Regions from separate parts of the Homo sapiens genome. Here region 1 is linked to region 2. Evidence: chromatin loops called from intact Hi-C (ENCODE). Cell type or tissue: MCF 10A. All regions are shown on one strand.

Region 1 (8,000 bases), 110 kb before region 2:
CTAGCACTTTGGGAGGCCAAGGTGGGCGGATCACTTGGGGGATCACTTGAGGTCAGGAGTTCGAAACCAGCCTGGCCAACGTGGAGAAACCCCGCCTCTACCAAAAATAATTTTTAAATTAGCCAGGCGTGGTGGTGAGCATCTGTAATCCCAGCTACTTGGGAGTCTGAGGCAGGAGAATCGCTTGAACCCAGGAGGCGGAATCGTGCCATTACACTCCAGCCTGGGCGACAAGAGTGAGACTCCATCTCAAAAAAAATAAAAAAATTAAAATTAAAAAATAAAACGAAGAGTGGGGGAACAGTTTGAAACCAAGGGTTTGAGACCAGCCTGGGCAACATAGAGAAACCCTGTCTCTAAATATAAATATATATATATATATATATATATATTTAGCTAGGAGTGGTGATGTGTGCCTATAGTCCCAGCTACTTGGGAGGCTGAGGTATGAGGATCTCTTGAGCTCAGGAATTCAAGGCTGCAGTGAGCTATGATTGTCACTTCATTCCACCCTGGGTGACAGAGCAAGACCCTGTCTCCAAATACACACACAGACACACACACACACATATACCTTCTAAATAATTTGTCAGCAGTTTTTTCAGTAAAGAAATATTGGAGAATAGAGTAGGAGCTAAGAAATGTGAGGTGTGACTTGGAGTAAGCCAATTAATGAAGCAATTTTCCTCAGCTTTAAGGATAAAATTGTCTCTGAAGATTGGTTTCAGCTGTGATATAATAAAATTTTTTAATAGTTTGCAACTTCAATGGCAGCTTTTATTTATTTAACGATTAGATATTGCGCCTCTATTATATAGAGAGCAATGAGCTCAGTGCTGAAAGTGACTAAAAATTATTTCTCTTCTTTGGGAGCAGAAGATATACGTGCAAAAGAAGAAGAAAAATCTACGAAATGAAAAGACGTGTGCCCTGAGAGTGGTAGAATTTAAATTAATTAACTGCTTTGGCATTTTAGTGGCGGGAACATGACATTCTTGCTGGAACAATTAGAAAAAACTTCCGGGAGAAATGGTATTCGATCTGGACCTTTACGGACTAACACGTATTTCAACTGAAGAGATAAGCTACTATTTAGGAGTGAGAAAACTCACTGAATATTTCAGAAATAAAATGTGTAATCTGATTGACGGTGAGTCAAAATATTACAAACAAACAAACAAAAATCGCAACACTCTTGTTATCTCTGAAATATTTAAAGACACAATTCAGCTTGACAATATTCGCCTTTAACATTACACAGCAAGACATGGGGCCATATCTGTGGGGAAGGTTCCGGGCACTGTAACTGCACAGGTTTCCTGGTGTGTGGAACCCAGCCACTCTCAACCAGTTGCCCAGCTTGGACACTGGGAGGTGCTCTCTAGAGCTTCCATCTGCGTAGCTTCCCTGAGGATTTAGGGGGAGGTGCTTTGTTTGTTTCTGGAGAATAAAGGCTATATTGTTCATCCCCTTGCTTTAATAAATGTTAAATGAAGAAAATTTCCTTGTTTCAGGCTTTCTGCTGGGTGCTTTATGTACTTGTCTCTTAAAGAGATTTAAAAAAATGGGGGAGAAGTCAAAAAGAAATTGTGTAAGTTGGGGAGCCTGGGCAGGAAACTTTGAAAAGCAGTTCAAACAAATAAGACAAATAAGAATTTAAACACTTGGTTGACATTTAGGAGTTATAGTCTAAGGCCAGGCGCGGTGGCTCACGCCTGTAATCCCAACACTTTGGGAGGCTAAGGTGGGTGGATCACCTGAGGTCAGGAGTTCAAGACCAGCCTGGCCAACATGGTGAAACCCCATCTCTACTAAAAATAGAAAAATTAGCCGGGCATGGTGGCAGGCATCTGTAATCCCAGCTACTTGGGAGACTGAGGCAGGAGAATCACTTGAGCCCAGGGGGCAGAGGTTGCAGTGAGCCGAGATCATGCCATTGCACTCCAGCCTGGGCGACAAGAGTGAGACACCGTCTCAAAAAAAAGGAGTTATAGTTTAACTTCTTCCCTCATTCTAATGCAGATTCTGGGGTTTGAGATTATTAGAGATAAATAATTTGAATTACTACCATGTGTATAGGATTTAATATTGGTAAAGAATAATAGCAGATTAATTTAGAAAAACTCTTGAGATCAAAGGTCACTTGTTCTGTGCTTGCTTCTATCACTTAATTCTGCAGGAATTATTAAAAACCTTTTAAGTTCTAGGTGGTGTAATACACCCAGTATATTAGGAAATAAATAATCATCCCACATTAAACTAGTATTTTATAGGGAAACAGATGCTTAAGTATATACACGTTGTTTCCTCATCTGTTTTTTTTGTTTGTTTGTTTGTTTGTTTGTTTCTGTAGAGACAGAGTCTTGCTATGCTGCCCAGGCTGGCCTTGAACTCCTGGGCTCAAGTGATCCTCCTGCCTCAGCTTCCCAAGTAGCTGGGACTATAAGTGCACACCACTTCCTTAATGAGAAAGTCCACTTTTTGCTTTTCTTAGGGAAATCTTTTTTTTTTTTTTTTTTTTGAGGCACTCTCTCTCTGTCGCCCAGGCTGGAGTGCAGTGGCGCAATCTCGGCTCACTGCAACTTCCTCTTCCCAGATTCAAGCAATTCCCTGCCTCAGCCTCCCGAGTAGCTGGGATGACAGGTGCCCACCACCATGCCCGGCTAATTTTTGTATTTTTAGTAGAGACGGGGTTTCACCATCTTGGCCAGGCTGGTCTTGAACTCCTGACCTTGTGATTCACCCGTCTTGGCCTCCCAAAGCGCTGGGATTACAAGTGTGAGCCACCGCGCCCGGCCCAGAAATCTTAACATTTATCCATAAGACTCTACCTCTCACCCCCCTGCAAAAAATAGGATCTTTAACGGAAAGAAACGAGACTAGTTGTTCTAATGGCACCCAATTCTTGCCAGACACCATTCTGAACACTTTCAACATGTGACCCTGTGAGGTGGACATGAGTTCCTGCCCCATTTACAGATGAGAAAACAAACTCTAGTTATGTGAGTTCTCTTAGATTCACAGAGGTGGCCTTTTTTTTTTTTTTTTTTTTTTTTTTTGAGATGGGGTCTCCCTTTGTTGCCCAGGCTGGAGTGCAGTGGCTCGACCTCTGCTAACTGTAACCTCTGCCTCCCAGGTTCCAGCGATTCTCCTGCCTCAGCCTCCTGAGTAGCTGGGATTACAGGTGCCCACCACCACGCCTGGCTGATTTTTTTTGTTTTTAATAGAGACGGAGTTTCTCCATGTTGGTCAGGCTGGTCTCAAACTCCTGACCTTGTGATCCACCCACCTTAGCCTCCCAAAGTGCTGGGATTACAGGCGTGAGCCACTGCGCCCGGCCCAGAGGTGGCCTTATTTCAGAGTCCAGGCTATCAACCACAGAGCCATGCTGCCATTTCCACAGAACTGAATGAGCCACAAATGCAGAACTCAAGGAGTTTGGCTGGCAACCAGACTCCTTGAGTTTTGTGACCAAAAGGAGGCTTGCTGGGCAAGGATCCTGTCAAGTCCGTCCCTGGCAGTGGATGGGCTGAGGTTCCCCTGGCCCCTGAACTATCCAATAATAATTGGTGCCAGATGCTGCCTGGGGACACTCCTCCCATGCTCATTGATTACTTGTAGCCGCAGTTGGTAAGGCCAGAGAAGAGAGCGCTTACTTCTAGGTAAGTTTATGACAGGGCTTTCAAAAGGAGCCAGCAAGGCCAGGCACCGTGGCTCACGCCTGTAATCTGGGCATTTTGGGAGGTCGAGGCAGGCAGACCACCTGAGGTCAGGTGTTCGAGACCAGCCTGATCAACATGGATAAACCCAGTCTTCACTAAAAAATACAAAAGGTAGCTGGGTGTGGTGGCACATGCCTGTAATCCCAGCTACTCGGGAGGCTGAGGCAGGAGAATCACTTGAACCTGGGAGGCAGAAGTTGCAGTGAGCTGAGATCACGCCACTGCACTCCAGCCTGGGCAGCGGAGCGAGACTCCGTCTAAAAAAAACAAAAAAAGAATCAGAATTGTTGTCACTTTTCAGGTGATTCTAACATGCAATGAAGTTAAGAAGTTAAGAATCACGACTTTCACAAATAAAACCACCTCACAAAGACTGGGTTCCCAGGCAGCTGGAGGCTGGCACCCGGGGCATGCTTTTATTCTGCCTCTTAGCAAAACTGTGCCTCCCTCCCCTCATTCCAAATGAGAGTTCCCAGATGAGTGTGGGTAGACAGTAACATTCTGAGGGAGGTGTAGGGTGGAGGGAGGAAAGTCCCAGACAACTTCTATACAGGCTAAGAATGGCAAGTGTGACTCAGTCAGAGTGTGACTCAGAAGATGAAGGCATGTGATCGTGAGCTGACATTAAAGACAAATTCCTGTTGCTGCAAAAAAATCAGGTCAAGATGAGAGGTTTTTATTGATTTTTCTCTCCTTAATCCTTCTCTTCCTCCCTGCAAAGTATGAAGGCTAGCTTGGATCTACCAGATTTCAAGAAAGAGCTGACTTGTTCTATCCATTCGCATCATTTGATCAAACCACTTGTAATTGCAGGTGCACGCAGGCCTTGCTGTGAGTGCCTCTAGGGAGATGGAAAGGAACATCTGGTTATGGCTCCAAGGTTTGCTGTGCAGTAGGGGATGATGGCTGAGATGGCAAAGCATCTGAGATGTCATGTAATGGATTTCAAGAATAGCATATGTGAGATGCACCCAAAAAGCCTGAAGGCTTGTGTTGACAGAGTTGATGCTCCTGTGTGAGACTCGTGTTCTGTCTCAGCAACACAAGTCTCTCTCAAAATTCATCACTGGGAAGGCAAAAGTCATCTTCAAGGTAAGATTGTCTACTCTGAAAATTTCAGGCTGGGAGCAGTGGCTTACGCCCATAGTCCCAGCACTTTGGGAGGCCGAGGTGGGCAGATCACCTGAAGTTGGGAGTTCGAGACCAGCCTGACCAACATGGAGAAACCCCGTCTCTACTAAAAATACAAAATTAGCCTGGCGTGGTGGCACATGCCTGTAATCCCAGCTACTCGGGAGGCTGAGGCAGGAGAATCGCTTGAATCCGGTAGGCAGAGGTTGTAGTGAGCTGAGATTGTGCCACTGCACTCCAGCCTGGGCAACAAGAATGAAACTCTGTCTCAAAAAAAAAGAAAAAAGAAAAAAAGAAAATTTCAGGGGTTCATTCTTGATCATTCTTTCCGTCTTTGAAGACGTGGGGTCTTCAAAACAATTCCTACTAGCTCATTCATTTTCTATCCCTGACCTGTCAACAACGGAGACTCAGGAGCCCCAAAAGCCCCGTTTTGACTGACAGTAATGCTAATTTCCACATTCTAATTCACGCCTAAATTTATGCTTACTTTTGACTTTATAGCTCTAGCATAGCAACCTCCAAGAGAGGATAATCGTTATCCTTTTCAGAATGAGGCCCAAGAAATCCGGAATTCTCTACACAAGGCAATGGTCTCACAAGCGGACAACTGCCTCGGCAGAGAAAAATGAACAGGTGAGTATGCTTGGGGCTCTTCCGAATAAGGATGGCCGCTTGATTAACGAGGAGTCTTCAGTGAGTCCAGGGTCACAGGCTGCAGCTTCTCCTCACCACAGTGTAAACACCAATTTGGCCAAATGTGAGCACCCAAACTATATAAAGGCCAGAAAATATAGCGAGTTCTTGCCTCAAGGAAACTATCCTCATGGAAGAGTCAGAAAAGTCACTGGACAGTCATGATCTAGAAACTATGGTAAAATGGCTGTAGTGAGTACACAAAGCACCAAAGCCAGAAACAGTTTCAAAGAAATAGTTAAGGATTCTACTCAAGCGTCACTTCTTCCATCCTAATAGGGTTTGAAGGAACAAGAAGGCTCAGAGGGCACCATTATTACGTAGAAAGGACTGGAAGGAGGAGTAAGTCAAGCTCCTCATCAGCAAAAGTTATTTGGGAGAAAATAGGCAGGGCCTTGCACATCTAAAAAATGTGTACTTAATTCCAAAGTAAATATATATCCACCAAAGTGGTAAACAAGAGATTGGCAGAGAAAGATTATTTTTTATTTATTTATTTATTTATTTTGACTGGCTTCAGGTTGGGATCAAAATAGTTTACACTGTCACAAAACTTGATATTTGGTTGCAGTTCTCAGCTAGAAGCTGGGCTGGGGTAGTGGCAGTGGGATAGAGATAAGTGGACTTTAATGTTGTATAAAGTCTTAGACATGCAGGGCACGGTGGCTGACACCTGTAATCCCAGCACTTTGGGAGGCTGAGGCAGGCGAATCACAAGGTCAGGAGATCAAGACCATCCTGGGCAATATGTTGAAACCCTGTCTCTACTAAAAATACAAAAATGAGCCAGGCGTGGTGGCACACACCTGTAGTCCCAGCTACTCAGGAGGCTGAGGCAGGAGAATCGCTTGAACCCAGGAAGCAGAGGTTGCAGTGAGCCGAGATCATGCCATTGCACTCCAGCGTGGGCGACAGAGTGAGACTCTATCTCAAAAAAAAAAAAAGTCTTAGATAGCTAAAACTTAGTAATTAACTATAGAAATATGACGCAGATAGTCTTTCCTAGACAATACTGGCATTCCTGAAAAACTGAGTGGATGTGGTTGCCTTTGACACGGGGAGAGAATGGTGTATATATATGTACATGTTTCATCTTGGACACCTTGACTTTGAGGTGTCCTGCACAATATCTGGATAGAGAGCTCCAGTGATCAATATGTACATCCTTATGAGCCTGAAGACGAACAGAGGGACCTAAACTAGAGATGAAGTTCTGGCATACAGAAGGTAGCTGAAGACTAGATCACAGGTAACTGTCCAGAAAGAATATGTAGAATGGGGAGTCTCCACTGTCATGATTATAGAAGGCAGGTGAAACTCAAAGTTCAAATAGATCTTAAACATCCTTGGGAATTGTCCTACGAGGATTAGAAATCAACTGTAGGGCTAAAAATAACATGTTTCTATAATGCAAAGTAAAGGACTTGTTTTAGTATGACAAGAAAATCATGTTGATTCAAACATGTCCTTTCCCTGGCACACTGAAGTTTGGTTGTAAGTAAGAGCAGTCGAAGGCAGAGAACACTAACGCAGCCAAGGCAGCAAGCCCTCAGTGGGGTGATCTCTCTGCTATGATGAGATCACGACAGCCATCCACACCACACTCTTCTTGGCTCAGTTTGACCAGATACTCTGTCATAGAGATGCTGATTTTGCTGTTCCTATGTGCCTCTTGTCCTGGCCACCCTAACTCGGCAGCCTCAACCCTTTCCCAAATTTCTTATCAAATAACTTTCACTTCCAAAAAAAGCAGATTCAATAGTTACCCTGTATTTTTGTTTTTGTCGTTGTTAGAAGTTTATGTGTCCTCGACTCTATATGTGGCCTTTTTTTAAGGGCTGTTAACATTTTGTAAGCATCTGGTTTGAGTTGTATAGGGATTGAGTGTTCCACTCTAACTCTTACGGAAGCACTATTATTTTAATACATTATCTGGCAGAGTGGGGTGTCTTTTTGTTTGTTTGTTAGGAAAATACATTGCACGTAGCAGAAATGCCTATATATGGAAAAATGCATTATTTCATCCAGATCAAACTCTAGATTTAAATGAAAAAGGCATTTGAGTATATTAAGAGCCAAGAAAATGCAAAATCTATCAAGTGATGTGTGTATGTTACTGAGAGGGGTGTTTTGAGCTTCATGAATAGAAAGCTTGAAAGGTTATGAGGTCACTGATGTACGGTAAGAATTCAGTGGGCCTACCGGGGCCTCTGACCAAATCCCAGTCAGCATCCTCACAAACGTATCTGGTCATTATGTCACTTCAAGCAGGCTGCAAAAGAAATACCAAAAAATCACATAGGAAGGGAAGCATCAGCATCATGTGGTGGGAGGTCAGTTCCGTGGTGGGTGCTGAGGAGAAGCACCCTGGGTATCTGCTGCCTTAGAGTTCACGCCCAGCTGAAATGTCCAACCCAATGACAGTGATTCCCTAGAAGGCTAGTGCCTTTT
Region 2 (8,000 bases):
ATCTGCTTCTGTATTCAATCCGTTTTGATATGTTGACTGAGTGAAGTATATGAAGAAAAGCCAGCCTCATACAGTATTTTAATAGCTGTTTCAGATACCTGTGGATACTCTTTGAATCTACACCAAACCTTTACAGGTGTAGGTCTTTTTTTTTTTGAGATGGAGTCTCGCTCTGTTGCCAGGCTAGAGTGCAGTGGCATGAACTCGGCTCACCACAACCTCCACCTCCTGGGTTCAAGCGATTCTCCTGCCTCAGCCTCCTGAGTAACTGGGACTACAGGCGCTCGCCACCACGCCTGACTAATTTTTTATATTTTTAGTAGAGATGGGTTTTCACCGTGTTAGCCAGGATGGTCTCGATCTATTCACCTCATGATCCAACCACCTCGGCCTCCTAAAGTGCTGGGATTACAGGTGTGAGCCACCACACCTGGCCTATCTCTTGCACTTTTAATGGATCTCTCCTCATGTATAATTTTGTAATATGATACATTGAAAATATTGGTTCACTGAGTTATTCAGATCTTCCAAATGTTGACATATTTCAGTAGATAATGTTGAAAAATTATATTCATAAAACAACATGATAATCTTATCAGAAAATTTTAAAGTACGGGCAAGCTGCGAAGTTCACAGTGATAGATTCAAGTTTTTAAAATTTTTAAAATTTCTAGTTTTCTTGTGAAAACTCAAATTCTATCCCTGACCAAAAACAGTTTTTTCTTTGAGATCACAGGCCCATTTCACTTGTTTCTAAGAGTATGTCTGTATATTTTTGAGAGACACCCCAATCTGAATAACCATACCCAGCATCTTCGTCATTCTTTCGAGTAAAATTTATGTTCCATGAAAAAAATCAGCTAAGTCAGCTCTCAAGTCCACCAATTTCATAGATTCTATTCTTTGATACATTTGTTGTACTTGGGTACTTGGGCATGCAACAGATACGCTTTATGCGTATGTCCGTTTCACCAGAGAAAATATTAAAAAATACTTCATAATAATGTGAACTCAAGGGCTGAGATGTAGTAAAACTGACTCTTTTTAGTGCTTCATTAAAACATTTCAAGTTTTAAAATTTCTATTTATTTATTTTTAAACCGACATCATCAAGACATTCAAAAAATAAAACTGGCTCTTGTTTGCTTTGATACATGGCAGTGACTACTAGTATGTAATGACTACTAAGACAGTTTGGTGCCACTGGCTTGATTCGTTCTAAGGCACCAACTGGTTTATCCATCATTGCTTTTGCACCATGAATGTCAATGTCCACACTGTGAAAACGGCAAAGAATGCATTAGAAAGCTCCTATTCATCACTTAAGAAAATGCTTTAGAGGAATTTCCTCTCTTGCTTTGGAAAACTGTTCAAAAATATCCTTTAAAGCTGATCATATATACATCCAAAGAACGGGCAATTCTAGTTATATACAGAAGAGGCTGGGCATGGTGACTCACACCTGTGATCCCAGCACGTTTTGAGGCTGAGGCAGGATGATCATTTGAGCTCAGGAATTCAGGATGTGCCTGGGCAACATGGCGAGAGAGACCCCATCTCTAAAAAATTTTTTCAAATTAGCTGGGTGTGGTGGTGTGTGCTTGTAGTACCAGCTACTTGGGCGGCTAAAGTGGGAGGATCACTTAAGCCCAGGAGATCCAGGCTTCCGTGAGCCATAATCATGCCACTGCATCCAAGTCTGAGTGACAGTGAGACCCCTCCTCTAAAACAAAATAAAACCAAAAAAACAAAATATTCATCACAGCACTGTTAGTAATAGCTGAAAACTGGAGACTTCTCAGATGCCATCAACAGCAAATATGGCGTTAGAGGTTAGTAGAAAGATTATCTTTTGCGGTAGGGAAGGTAAAGTTTGGAAGCAGGTAAGGGGAATATAAGAGCATTTATGACTTATTTTCTGTCTCTAATATTTCAATAAAGAATTTATATTAAAACGAATTTGATGAATGAATGATGAGTTCTTGTACTATTTTAAGAATATTTGTTACTTCTCGTCTATACACGTTTCAGAATTGATCTTTCCCACGTACATTCATTCCACATATGTAGTTAGTTTCTGTCTGCTTACTACGTGCTAGACAACTTACACTAGGCATCGGGAAAACAGAGGTAAGCAAAAAGGTACAACTTCTCTCTCTTTATGTAGTCAGCAATGCAGTTTATTTACTTTGAGCAAAATAATATTAGTGTCACCACTTCTGAACAAACCTGGACAATAATTCATTGATGGAATGTTCTGTGACTCAGTTGTTTTTTTTTATTCCTTTCAACTATTTCCTTGATCAGGAAGTCCCTATATCCAGATAAAACTTTACATGTAAAAAATTTGTCTTAATCTTTAGTGGTTAAAGATGTCAAACTTCCTGATTTCTTAGATATTTAGATTTGACCGTATTTAAGCTCCAAGAAAGGAAGCATTTCATTGAGACCACATTTCTTCTGAGCTTGTTTGTTAATGAGAGAGTGATCTGCAAAAGTGCATGCTCTACATTTTCTTCCTTTAAGACTTATGTGAGGCATTATCAGTTCCCCATATTTCTTTGGGAAGGACACAAAGGGACACCATTATCTCCTCCCCATCTTTAAATGTGAGAAGCGTGTGTCCAATTAAATCTAGTACTTCCTCTTCATTGTTCTGTATGAAAATACTGTTTTCCTCTCTGTTTATGTCTACCTATTTTGCAACACAGAGTTAAATTATCTTAAGGACTTGATAACATTTTGGAATGAGAGTTCTGTACAACTCTCAGTTTCCCTAGTCAAATTTGATCAGGCTCATTTCCATGGTGATTTATTTTTCCAACATGCACAACTGCCATTTCAGAATAATTCTTATCTTCAGCCGAACTGTCATGCAGTCTCCCCTTCTGGCTTCTCTTCCTGCATTCCCAGTTCCCATCTCCTTCAACCGCATCTCAATCCATTCACTCCAGCAAGCTGAATACCTCAGGATCCTCCTGCCTGTCTGCTCCTCCTCCTCCCTCCCTCACTCCGCGTACGGCCCCAGCTTGATCACTTAACCCAAACATGTCCTTCCTCCTCTCTCCTCCTTATCCCGACAACTGTGCTTTTTCCAGGCTTTCCATATTTCTTATTTCCAAACCAACAATTCTCCAGTCTTTCCCTCTTTTCTGCTTCACATCTGCTTATATCCACGGGCCACACAAAGGTGTCAGATACAGCATGCAAACCTGAACTTACTGCTCCTCTGATTAAACGCACTACTTTTTTGAAGAATGCATTCACCAGAATGGTTCCTTAGAGCTCGTGAATTTTTGGTGCTTATGCCTTTTATTTATGCTTTATAGGTTGAGGTATTTCTTGAAAATGAGCTCAGTTCTTATGAGCAATTTAAAAAATAATACAAAATATTAGAGCTCTACCTTCAATGGCTTTAGGTTCTAAATGTGAGAAACCGAAGCTCCTACGCACAGTATGAAAGCCGCCTTAGTGCAAGGCGCCTCCCAGCATCTGCACTCTTCCTTCCTTCCTTCCTTTCCTTTCTTTTCTTTTTCTTTTTTTTTTTTTTTTTTTTTGAGACAGTCTCGCTCTGTCGCCCAGGCTGGAGTGCAATGGCATGATCTCTGCTCACTGTAACCTCCACCTCCCGGGTTCAAGCGATTCTCCTGCCTCAGCCTCCTGAGTAGCTGGGATTACAGGTGCCCACCACCATGCCCAGCTAATTTTTGTATTTTTATTAGAGATGGGGTTTCACCATGTTGGTCAGGCTGGTCTCGAACTCTTGACCTCGTGATCCGCCCACCTCGGCCTCCAAAAGTGCTGGGATTACAGGCATGAGGCACCGCGCCCCACCTGTTTTTTAAGAGATAGGGCTCACTCTGTTGCCCAGGCAGGGATGGCAGTGGCACAATCAAAGCTCACCATAGCCACAAATTCCTGGGCTAAAGAGATCCTTCTACCAGCCTCCGAAGTAGCTGGGACTACAAGCGTGTGCCCCCATACCCGGCTACTTTTTTTATTTTTGTAGAACCGGGGTGTTGTTATATTGCCCAGGCTGGTCTTGAACTCCTGGCTTCAAGCCATGCTCCTGCCTCCGCCTCCCAAAGTGTTGGGATTATAGGTTTGAGCCACTGTGCTTGGCCTCAACATACTTTTCAAACGTTAATATATGTGCTCACTAAGGAAACATAAACATGGCAATTTATGTCAACCACCTAGAATGTGCTATAAAACTGTAATACCTTCAGGGGGCTGGGTCATTGTCTTGGCACAGTAAAGAATAACAATACCCTGGATAATAATTCATGTCCGTACTTTAGCTTAGGACTTTTTTCTCTGTTGTCTCATTTCACCTTTATAACATGTCTGATAGGTATTATTTACATTTTAGAGATGATTAAAGGTTCAGAGAAGTTACGTCATTTGTCCAACGTCACACAGTTTCTACGGGATGGAACTGGGTTTCCACTCAGTCTGCTTGATTTCAAAGTCTGTGTTCTTAACACAGAATGTGTAACCTCCTGGGTGTTTGAATTTTTGCGTTATTACTTCTGATGAAAGTGACTGTAAAATAGTTAAGAAGTCTATAAAAGTTTGCATAAATGGTTTTTTTAAATAACAGCTTTATTGAGATACAATTCCCATGTCATAAAATTGGCCCTTTCAAAGTATACAACTCAGCGGTTTTTACTGCATTCCCAGAGTTCTGCAATCACTGACACTACCTAATTTCAGCACATTCTTAACATGCCACAAAAAGTACCATGAGCGGCCACTCCCTACCGCCTCCACGCCCTCGCCCCGGCAACTGCTAACCTCTTTGGGGAACTCTTTGGGTTTGAGTTCCTTTGGGTCTGTCTGTTCTGAACATTTCACATAAATGCTACTTTACAATATGGGTACTTTTGTGTCTGGCTTCTCTCACTTAGCATGTCTTCAAGGCTTATCCAGGTTATCACACGTATTAGTGCTACCTTCTTATGGCTGAAATTTTCATTGTATGGACACACTACATTTTGTTTATTCATTAGTTGGCGAGCAGTTGGATTTTTTCTTCTTTCTGGCTATTATGTATTATGCTATTATGATCATTCATATATAAGTTTTTATGTGGACAGATTTTTTTCATTTCTCTTTGGTATACACCTGGGAGTGAAACTGCTGGTTTATGTAACGATGCTTAATATTCTAAGGAACTATTAAACTGTTTTACGTTCTCACCAGCAGCGAATGAAGGCTCAAATTTCTCCACATCTGGCTAATACTTCTTGTTTTGATTATAGGCAGCCTTGAGAGTGTGAAATGGTATCTGAGGGTGGTTTTGATTTGCATTTCCCTAGTGATGAATAATGTTGAGTATCTTTTCACGTGCTTATTGGTTGTTTTTCTGTCTTCTTTGGTGAAATGTCTACTCAAGCCCTATGCCCATTTTAAATGGGTGTATTTACCTTTTGATTGTTGTGTGTCACTGACTTTAAGTTTAGTGCATCTGTCACTTTTCTATGTTTACTACTGCTTGGAAATCCTTTTAGCTTTGTCTAGTCAAGCATATATTCAAACATCTATAATCACTTACTGTGCTCTGTGCCTGTGCTGGAAACTAAGTCCAGAAAGACATGTCACCTCACCTCTAGATTATGGCAACAGCTTCATCTTTTCCTTCTCCCAATCCATCTTTAACTCTGCACCCTAAATGAATTTTCTAAAGAGTGAATTTGATCATGTCACTTACTTGCTTATTAATCCCTTCTATGCTTCCTTTATTGACTACAAGGCAAAGTTCTAACCCTTTACGATGGGTTACAAAGCCTGCAAAACTGCCCCTTGCCAGGGGCAAAGTTCTCTCTCTTGTTCATTCTCTATTCCCATCTTGGGTAACTTTAGAGGGGTCTTCTAGTTAAATACTCTATCTAATACTTTAATCCCGCCAGCAGATTTACAGAAAAAGTTCATAAAGAATGTATTCATTTCTTATCTACGTTTTGGGGCTGTTGAGCCGTTTACGTTGTTAGCGTGTTAAGTGAAATGTGAAGTCACACAATGCGTGGAGATAAACTTTCATGAAGAGGTCAGTGAGACATACCGGGTAAGGTAGAATACTGAGTAAGGTAGATCCCAGCCAGAAACCTAAACCAGGTCTCAGATAGAAATGAACCATTGGAGCCTCTTAACTCTAGATCTTGAAACAGGTGCACCTCTCTTAAGCCTGTGGCCTGAGAATCCAAGCGGTATTATTTTCTTGCCGTTAATAGAGGCCTTTACATGTTCCAACCTCATCTCAGTTTTACTAAGAAATAAAGAAAGAGCTAGGTGCTCAGGCTTGGGTCAGAGTGTGAAGTGCAGCATGGCCCTTTAAGGACAGTGCTTGTGGTGACAGCAATTAATGATATTCCTCCAAGAAGGTGACCCACCCAGGTGGCAGGACCGGTTCTTGAGACAGGGTCCGGCTCTGTCATCCAGGCTGGCCTGCAGTGGTGTGATCATAGCTCAGTGCCGCCTCGAACTTCTGAGTTTGCACAGTCCTCCCGCCTTAGCCTCCTGAGTAGCTGGGACTATGCCTGGCTAATTTTTAATTTTTTTTGTAGAGACGGGGTCTTGCTGTTTTGTCCAGGTTGGTCTCAAACTCCTGGCCTCAAGCAATCCTCCCATCTTGGCCTCCCAAAGAGCTGGGATTACAGGCATGAGCCACCAGGCCCAGCCTCAGAACTGGTTCCGTGAAGAAAAACTGTTCCTCCCAAGTGGAGATTCTCCCTCCACCAATCTTTAGAGACTGAGTTTTAGTAAACTAAAGGCAGCTGCAGTTTCCTTAGATACCCCACCAAATAGAATCAGTCTTTAATGTTTAAGGAAGAGGGAACTCACTATTTCATTGTCATATGGCTGAAAATAAATCTAGTATATAAACCTAGAAATATAAAGACTTCCTTTTGAACTTGGGCACTAACTAGATATACGACAAAATCTTATCTATTTCTATATGTATATATGTACGTATGTATATAGTCATATGACAATCTCTCTATACGTATATATATGTATGCACGTATACACACACATGTAAAGCAGGGACCATAAAATTCAAAAACAAGCCTGAAGTGGGGTGTATGTAATTCATTGCTGCATAACAAACTAACCCGAAATTAAGCGGCTTAAGGCAATCTTTTTGTACTGTGCATCATTTTGTGGGTTAGAAACTTGGAAAGGGACCAACTCCTGTGGCGTCACCTGGGGTGATCCAGGCTAGATGGCTTTTCCAGTCGCCTTCTTCACTTGCAAGCCCAGCACCTCATTGCTCCTTAGCTTCTCTCTCCACATGATTTCTTATCCTACAGGGCCTCTGCCTGTGGCTGGCTTGGATTGTGCCCAGGAGGGTGGTCTTGGGGTAGTCATGCTTCTTAAACGGCAGTTGGTTTCCAAGGCAGCAGCAAACTAGCAGTAGGTTTCCAAGACAGCAAGGCCTCTTACAAACTAAGCCTGGAATTGGCATAACCATTGCAGCACCATTTACATTATACTGTACTGTACTGATCAAAGCAGTCACAGACCAGCCCAAACTCAAGGGGAAGGAAATAGACCCCTACTCTCACTGGGAGAAGTAGCAAAGAATTTGCAGGCATTTTTTTTTTTTTTTTTTTTTTTGAGACGGAGTCTCGCTCTGTCGCCCAGGCTGGAGTGCGGTGGCGCGATCTCGGCTCCCTGCAAGCTCCGCCTCCCGGGTTCCCGCCATTCTCCTGCCTCAGTCTCCCGAGTAGCTGGGACTACAGGCGCCCACCACCACGCCCGGCTAATTTTTTGTATTTTTAGTAGAGACGGGGTTTCACTGTGTTAACCAGGATGGTCTCGATCTCCTGACCTTGTGATCCCCCTGCCTCAGCCTCCCAAAGTGCTGGGATTACAGGCGTGAGCCACCGCCCCCGGCCAGAATTTGCAGGCATCTTTAATCTGCCTAAGTGTAAGACCTATTGAGTACATACACATACTCCATAAAGCTTTCCCCTCTACAAAAATATCACTACCAT

Evidence for each region. A loop is a pair of places that touch in the nucleus more often than their neighbours do. Peaks named below come from ENCODE experiments on the same cell type or tissue, not always from the same donor. Only the 100,000 strongest peaks of a DNase experiment are listed, where the experiment ranks them.
Region 1: a loop joins it to region 2, with 6 times the contacts of the local background. A loop is called at or near these places in 1 of 110 quality-filtered maps.

Annotation. Positions count from the first base shown.
Region 1 is chr4:188,123,917-188,131,916 of GRCh38, reverse strand. LOC107986337 (a long non-coding RNA gene) reads left to right here and starts at 4,355. Exons shown (of 3, transcript XR_001741958.2): 1 at 4,355-4,814; 2 at 5,358-5,489. RefSeq lists an enhancer at 3,905-5,104. In MCF 10A, no CTCF peak of the experiment used is centred here; a DNase peak (open chromatin) is centred at 4,256.
Region 2 is chr4:188,011,937-188,019,936 of GRCh38, reverse strand. No RefSeq gene overlaps it. Among named protein-coding and RNA genes, the nearest start is that of ZFP42, 20 kb to the right of the region's middle. In MCF 10A, no CTCF peak of the experiment used is centred here; DNase peaks (open chromatin) are centred at 4,716 and 7,186.